2 separate regions of the Homo sapiens genome follow, and region 1 is linked to region 2. The links are chromatin contacts, found by Hi-C or POLR2A ChIA-PET in ENCODE. All regions are on one chromosome and are shown on one strand. The core of a region is the stretch at or near the end of the contact, and the rest is flanking DNA. Distances in the headings are between cores, read along the strand shown.

Evidence for each region. Hi-C counts contacts between places; a loop is a spot of excess contacts on that map. ChIA-PET counts read pairs that join two places held with the same protein, here RNA polymerase II (POLR2A). Pooled maps may share reads with other maps.
Region 1: a loop to region 2 is called in a pooled map, with 8 times the contacts of the local background. The contact joins the promoter of FZR1 here to the enhancer-like site in region 2. A Hi-C loop is called at or near these places in 8 of 50 pooled maps. POLR2A ChIA-PET finds 5 or more read pairs at or near these places in 6 of 52 experiments (AG04450, HEK293, HEK293T and 2 more).

What each region holds. Positions count from the first base shown.
Region 1 is chr19:3,503,917-3,507,640 of GRCh38, reverse strand. It overlaps FZR1 (fizzy and cell division cycle 20 related 1), which reads right to left and starts at 1,330. Exons shown (of 14, transcript NM_016263.4): 1 at 1,167-1,330. RefSeq lists enhancers at 576-785, 1,596-1,855, 1,906-1,955 and a silencer at 1,126-1,275.
Region 2 is chr19:3,284,010-3,287,754 of GRCh38, reverse strand. CELF5 (CUGBP Elav-like family member 5) reads right to left here. Exons shown (of 13, transcript NM_021938.4): 9 at 2,791-2,853; 10 at 1,730-1,813. Among named protein-coding and RNA genes, the nearest start is that of CELF5, 61 kb to the right of the region's middle. Within about 2 kb of position 2,399, at least 10 of the 41 ENCODE cell types and tissues checked have a DNase peak (open chromatin) inside an H3K27ac peak, as active enhancers do.

The DNA.
Region 1 (3,724 bases), core at 81-2,580, 220 kb before region 2:
TGGTTTTCCCTTAGGTAAATCACCCTCCTTCAAAGCACATAGGTTGGGGTGGGGGCCTCACCACGGAGAGGCATGAGGTCATCGCCCGGTAGACTGGGGCGGGGCGGGGGAATCGGAACCAGAGAGACGCCCTGAACCAGAGGATGAGTTTGGGGTGGAGAAAACAGGGGAAAAGACAAAACAGATTTAGGCTGAACATCTGCATATCGGGGGTCTCAGGACGTGGGGTGGAGACAGGTCTGGACGGTGGAAGAGGGGGAGGGGGTGTCACAGGTTTGAGTAGGGGTAAAACGGCTCTGAATGGGGGGCACACTCCATATTCTGGGGATCCGAGATGGCCAGGCTTGCGTTTGGAGAAGACACGGGGCAGGACGCAGGACGGAGGTTCAGTTCGGAGGAGGGAGGGGCTTGTGCACGGATAGCTCGTCTGAGGCTTTGGTGGGAGAGCTGGATTTCGGGGGAATGGGGGCTGGTAGGGGGCACGCTGGGAGGGTGGGGGAGCAGAAATCAGCGAGATGAGGTGAGACGGGGACATCCATGCACTCAACCCGTGCCTGCGGGGACTGGTGGACACAACAGTGACCACAGACACAGGTTTCCGGGTGTCCCGGGCTGGGACTGCATTTTACTGGGGCGAGGGGCTGGTTGCGGCCTGGGCGAGCCATCGCACACCACAGGCTCAGCGATGGGGGGCGGCTTCGTGTGGGCAGGACCCAAGCTGGGAGGGTCTGAACTGGGAAGTCCCGGGGATGACAGGCCAGGGAGAAATCACCCGGGTTAGGAGGCGGGGTCTGCTGTTCTAGGGGTGCGCAGTGGGGTCCCCTGGTTGGGGGTGCAGGGCTCAGCCTATTTTAAAAAGAATGGTGGACGCTGACGGCGGCTGCGGGGAGGTCACGACTTACAGGTGGCTCGGGGTGGGGGTCACGGCAGGCCCCGACGTGGGGGGGACGCTGGGATTTGGGTGTTAACTCGGGAGACGCGGATGCTGAGGTCACCCGGGCCTAGTTCGGCCTGGGAGGCGGCATTCGAGGGGACTGGGGGCTCCTGGAGGGGCCTGAGCTGGGGTGGGGGTCGCAGCCCGCCCCGCCGTCCCGGTTTTGGGGGGTCGCAGTCAAGCTCCGCCGCCTAGGGCCCGGGGGGCGGGTCCCCGACCCCGGCCGCCTCACCTGGCTCGCTCCCGTGGCTCGCTGGCTCCCGCCGACCCCGCCTCTCCTGGCACCGCACAGCGCCCGCCTCCGGCCTCCGCAGCTCCCGCAGGCCCGGCCGCGGCCGCCGCTGACGGGATCCCGGGCTCCGCGGTCCCTAATATGGCGGCGGTCGCTCCTCCGCTGCCTCCCGGCTCCCTCCCTCCGCCGCGCGCGCCCGGCCGGCCGCGCGCACCCCCGCAACCCGACCACGCCCCCACGCCGCGCGCGGCTAATCGCGGCCACGCCCCCCGCCTACCCCACACACCGCCAGGCCCTGCCCAACACCCAGCCAGGCCCTGCCCACTCCGAGTGGCTGCGCCTGCGCGCGTTGGGCATCTCGGGAGGACGTGACGTCTCCCGCGATTCAAATCAATACAGGAAGCGCGGCTCCACGCGTTGCCCAGGGCAACCGCGGCCGGAAGAGGACCCGCGGGGTGCTAGACGTTGCAGAAATGGCTCTGGTAGATGGAGGGCGTGGTTCCCACTGGGGACAGTCGCGGAATGGGGCGCCCCAGGGCAGACCCTTCCTAGGGTAGATCGAAGCCAGGCACACCTCAGTGCGGCATTGACGTCGCGCCTAATGAGCGCAGATGGGACCCAACACCAGGTGCGTGTCCCGAACGTACAAACGTCACTGCTGAGAGTCATTAATTTATTCAACAAACCTGCATTGCGCTCCTAAGTGCTGCTCCTCCAGGCCCCAGTGAGACAGCAGGGAACAAAACAGGTTTTTAGGCCAGGTGCGGTGGCTCAAGCCTGTAATCCCGGCACTTTGGGAGGCCGAGGCGGGCGGATCACCTGAGGTACGGAGTTAATCCCAGCTACTCGGGAGGTTGAGGCAGAAGAATCCCTTGAACCCAGGAGGCAGAGGTTGCAATGAGCCGAGATTGCGCCACTGCACTTCAGCCAGGGTGACAGAGCAACACTACGTCTTGAAAAAAAAAACAAAAAACAGGTTTTTAAAAAAATTATGGGCCGGGCGCGGTGGCTCACGCCTGTAATCACAGCACTTTGGGAGGTGGAGGTGGGTGGATCACCTGAGGTCAGGAGTTCGAGACCAGCCTGGCCAACATAGTGAAACCCCGTCTCTACTAAAAATACGAAAAATTAGCCAAGCATCGTGGCAGGCGCCTGTAATCCCAGCTACTGGGGAGACTGAGGCAGGAGAATTGCTTGAACCCGGGAGGCAAAGGTTGCAGTGAGCCAAGATCGCACCATTGTACTCCAGCCTAGGCAACAGGGCAAGACTCAGTCTCAAAAAAAAAAAAAAAAAAAAAAAGGTTAAACATAGAATTGCCACATGACACAGCAGTAACACTCCTAGGTATCTACCCAAGAGAAACAAACATGTAACATCCACGCAAAAACTCACACACCTATGTGCATAGCAGCTTTATTCATAACATCCACAAAGTGCACACAACCCAAATGTACATCCACAGATGAAGGGAAAATGCTCCATTCATACAATGACACGGTGTTTTGCAATATGAGGCAATGAGGCTCGGACACAGGCTACAGATTGGATGAACCTCGAAAGCATCATGCCCAGTGAAAGAAGCCAGATACAAAAGACCACATAGTGAGTGATTCCATTGATACGAAATGTCCAGATAAGCAAATCCATAGAGACAGGAAGTGGATTAGTGGTTGCCAAGGGCTGGGAGAGGGGGATCAGGAGTGACTGGAATGGACTTTATTTTGGGGGGTTGATGGATATGTTCTAAAATTGATGTGATGGCCGTGAGCTGTGGCTCACACCTGTAATCCCAGCACTTTGGGAGGCTGAGGCGGGCAGATCACTTGAGGTCAGGAGTTCAAGATCAGCCTGGCCAATCTGGTGAAACCCCATCTCTACTAAAAATACAAAAATGAGCCGGGTGTGCTGGCGCGCACCTGTAGTCCCAGCTACTCGGGAGGCTGAAGCAGGGGAATCACTTGAACCCGGGAAGTGTAGGTTGCAGTGAGCCCAGATCATGCCACCACACTCCACCTTGGGTGTCAAAGCAAGACTCCGTCTCGGAAAAAAAAAAAAAAAATTTATGTGATGATGGCTGCCCGACTCTGAATATACTAAACACCACTGAATTATCACTTTACACAGATGAATTGTACAGTATGTAAACTATATCTCAATACAGCTGTTATTTAAAAAGTTCTTGCCCGGCGCAGTGGCTTGCGCCTATAATCCCAGTGCTTTGGGAGGCCAAGGAGGGCGGATTATGAAGTCAAGAGATCGAGACCATCCTGGTCAACATGGCGAAACCTCATCTCTACTAAAAATACAAAAATTAGCTGAGCGTGGTAGCACGCGCCTGTAATCCCAGCTTCTCGGGAGGCTGAGGCAGGAGAATCCCTTGAACCCGGGAGGCGGTGGTTGAAGTGAACCGAGATTGCACCACTGCACTCCAGAAAAAAAAAAAAAAATCCCCTTTGGAGCTGAGTTAAGGAGAAAAGAGAACAGGGAAAAGGAGGAGGCAAGAGGTTACAGTTTCAGATGCAGTGCTCGGGGATGCTCTTATTGCAAAGATGATGTT
Region 2 (3,745 bases), core at 1,150-3,649:
TTGAGACAGGGTCTCCCTCTGTTGCCCAGGCTGCAGTGCAGTGGCATGATCTTGGCTCAGTGCAGCCTTGACCTCCTGGGCTCAAGTGACCCTCCTGCCGTGGCCTCCCAAAGTGTTGGATTACAGGCGTGAGCCACCGCACCCAGCCAGCTTTCCTCGTTTTTATTTTTTTAATTTAATTTACTTATTTATTTTTGAGATGGAGTCTCGCTCTGTTGCCCAGGCTGAAGTGCAGTGGCGCAATCTTGGCTCACTGCAACCTCCGCCTCCTGGTTCAAGAGATTCTTCTGCCTCAGCCTCCCCAATAGCTGGGATTACAGACACACGCCACCACGCTCGGCTAATTGTTGTATTTTTAGTAGAGATGGGGTTTCACCATGTTGGCCAGGCTGGTCTTGAACTCCTGAGCTCAGGCAATTCACCTGCCTTAGCCTCCCAAAATGCTAGGATTACAGGCATGAGCCACCTCGATTGGCCTACTGTTTTAAAACTTCATTTAAGTGAAGTCTTTTTTATCTGGCTTCTTTCACTCAATATTCTGCCTGTGAAGTTATTCCATGTTGTTGTGAGTATTGGCTACTTATCCTTTTTCACTGCTGTATAGTGTTCCATCGTGCAGCTCCATCCTAATTTATTTATCCATTTACCTGCTGATGAACACTTGGGTTGTTACCAGCTTGGGATTTTTTTCTTTTCTTTTCTTTTTTTTTTTTTTTTTTTGAGACGGAGTCTTGCTCTGTCGCCCAGGCTGGAGTGCAGTGGTGCGATCTCGGCTCACTGCAAGCTCCGCCTCCTGGGTTCATGCCATTCTCCTGCCTCAGCCTCCCGAGTAGCTGGGACCACAGGCGCCCGCCACCACACCCAGCTAATTTTTTCTATTTTTTAGTAGAGACAGGGTTTCCCCGTGTTAGCCAGGATGGTCTCGATCTCCTGACCTTGTGATCCGCCCGCCTCGGCCTCCCAAAGTGCTGGGATTACAGGCGTGAGCCACCGTGCCCGGCCTTTTTTTTTTTTTTTTTTTTTGAGATGGAGTCTTGCTCTCTCACCCAGGCTGGAGTCCAGTGGGGAGATAGTAGCTCACTGAAGCCTTGACCTCCTGGGCTCAGTGATCCTCCTGCTCCAGCCTCCTGAGTAGCTGGGACTACAGGTGCACACCACTACACCTGGCCAATTTTTAATTTTTTTGTAGACATGGGGTCTTGCTAAGCCAGGCTGGTCTTGGACTCCTGGGCTCAAGTGATCCTCCCACCTCGGCCCCCAAAACGCTATGTAATTACAGGCGGGATCTACCGCACATGGCAAGAACTGTATGGATTTGAACCCTGACTGTCAGACTCCAGAATCGAATCCCTCCCTCCTTCGACAGCCTTGGCTTTACTGGGGAGGCCTCATTACCTGATACCTCATCGTGCCATGCCCCAGCCTCAAAAAGGGTTTCCTTTCCAAAAAATCCAGAGAATCACTCTTGGTTCTGGAGAGGGCTGGTAGGAAGTCACTGCTATTCCTACGGGGTCGGGGCGAGCATGGTTCTCTTTTCGGAGGAGGAAACAGAGAGGGAGATTCCCAGGGGTCAGCGGCTGCACCGGGACTCAACTCTGGCCTGTCCAGCCCCCAGGCCGCACTCTCAGCCCCGCGGGTCCCAGAGGCCCGGGCCAGACACGGAGCCTGCAGGTGGACAGGGCGGGCAGAGGGCGGGGCTGGCGCCCAGGGGAGGTTGCGGCCGCCTCACCTTCTCGCTGCTGCTGCTGCAGGAGGGGCGGCGGCTGGGGGACGCTGTGCGCGATGGGCGTGATGGCCGCGGTGGGGTACATGGCTGCGGAGACCGGAGCGAGACACAGGGCGAGGAGGGGCGTGAGGCCACGTGGGCGGCCTGGGCCGCTGGGCGGGGAGGGGGCGGGGCCATAAGAGGGTGGGGCCAAGGCAGGAGTGGGTGTGATCATGGCCTTTGTGGGGAGGGTTTGGGGGCGGGGCCAGGCCAGAGGGCGGGGCCAAGATCACAGACGAAACGGGGAGGGGCTATTGCCTGAGGGGCGGGGCCATGGTGGAGGGCAGGGCCAATACCGAGACGGGGCGGGGAAGGGGGGGTGGGGGCGGACCCCATGGCGTGAGGGGAGGGGTATAGGGGTTGGGCCACAGTAGAGGGCGGGGCCAAGGCTACAGGACAGTCCAGAGTGGGCGGGACCATTGCTTGAGGGGTGGGGTCACAGTGGAGGGCGGGGGCAAGACTGGGATGAAGGGCATGAGTGGGGCGGGGCCGTGACTTGATGGAGGGCTATGTGGGCAGGACCATGAGTTAAGGGGCGGGGCCGCAGCAGAGGGCGGGGTCACAGCCAGGCCTTAAGAAGTAGAGCCAGAGGTAGGGGCGGGGCTTTATCAGAGAGGCGTGGTCAGAGTAAAGGCAGGAAGTGAGGGGCGGGGCTAGGAGCTGCAGGAGGGAGGGTAAGGGGCAGGGCCGAGAGCTGGGGTTGGGTCAGAGCTAGAGACGTGGTCAAGGGGAATTCCCTCTCCCCAACACAGAACATGAGAGGGTAAGGCCATGGGTAAGCGCTGTCCTTAAAGGACAAGGGAAGGTCCTGTTTGCGGGTATAGGTGGTGGTGGGGTGGGACCAGTAACAGGGCCCGGGGTTGAATACAGGACAAGGGGCTAAGGGTGGGCCCTGAGGGGCGGGGCCAGAGGTAGGAGGCGCGGCTAGGCACAGAAGAACGACACGTCCGGGGCGGGCCCTGGGGGCGGGGCCCTAGGCGGGGGCGGGGCCAGGGCCCAGCGCGGGCACGCGGGCTGCCTCCTACCTGTGTACTGCTGGACTCCGGAGAAGGCAGGATGCAGTGTCTCGGCCACAGTCGGGCTCTGAGCTGCGGGCAGACAGAGGGGCTGAGTGGGGCGGGAGCAGCAGAAGTCTTCCATCCACCCCCGATCCTTAAGAGCCGCAAGGACAGCAACAAACACCCCGCCCAGCTTCTCCTCTGTGCTAAACCCTCTGTAGGACCAGGAAGCTGAGGCCGAGGAAGGTGAAGCCACTTGCACAGGGCCACTCAGATAGCAAATGGCAGAAGCTGAACTGGAATCCGGGTTTCTCGGACTCCAGAGAGAGATCACCATCGTCCCCATCTCCCTCTCCCTATCCCGACCCGGTTGCCTCCCAAGGGGGACCCTTCACTCCTCTCTACTCCCTGGATTCACCAGGACTTCAGCCTCCACCTCAAATCACCACCTGCCCCCATCCCCTGCCCCGTCTCCCTCTCCACATGAGTTTCCTCATCAGACACCCTGTAGCTCCCCCATCTAGCTGTAGCCTTCCTGCTACCGCTAGGGAAAGGGGTAGGGGAGGGAAGAAGTTGTCCAGGCCACCAAAGCTGATGATTCTGGGGAAAAATTCAGCCAAACAATTCTGCCCGAATGGAGAGTGTGCTGGAGGGCAGGGGATAGTGGTGGTGACTGTGACTTCAAAGGGGTGGCAGGAAGGAGTTCACTTTGTGGGCAAGAAGCAGTTCTGTATCTTCACTGTGGGAGATCCACAAGTCTGCATCTGTGACAAAATGGCAATTAACCGCCCCTGCACACACACACACACACGTGCACAGAGTGCATACAAAAACTCGTGAAATCAGCTGGGTGTGGTGGCTCACACTTGTGATCCCAACACTTTGGGAGGCCGAGGAAGGAGGATCGCTTGAGCCCAGGAGTTTCGAGACCAGCTTGGGCAACATAGCAAGACCCTCATTTCTTAAAAAATAAAATAAAATC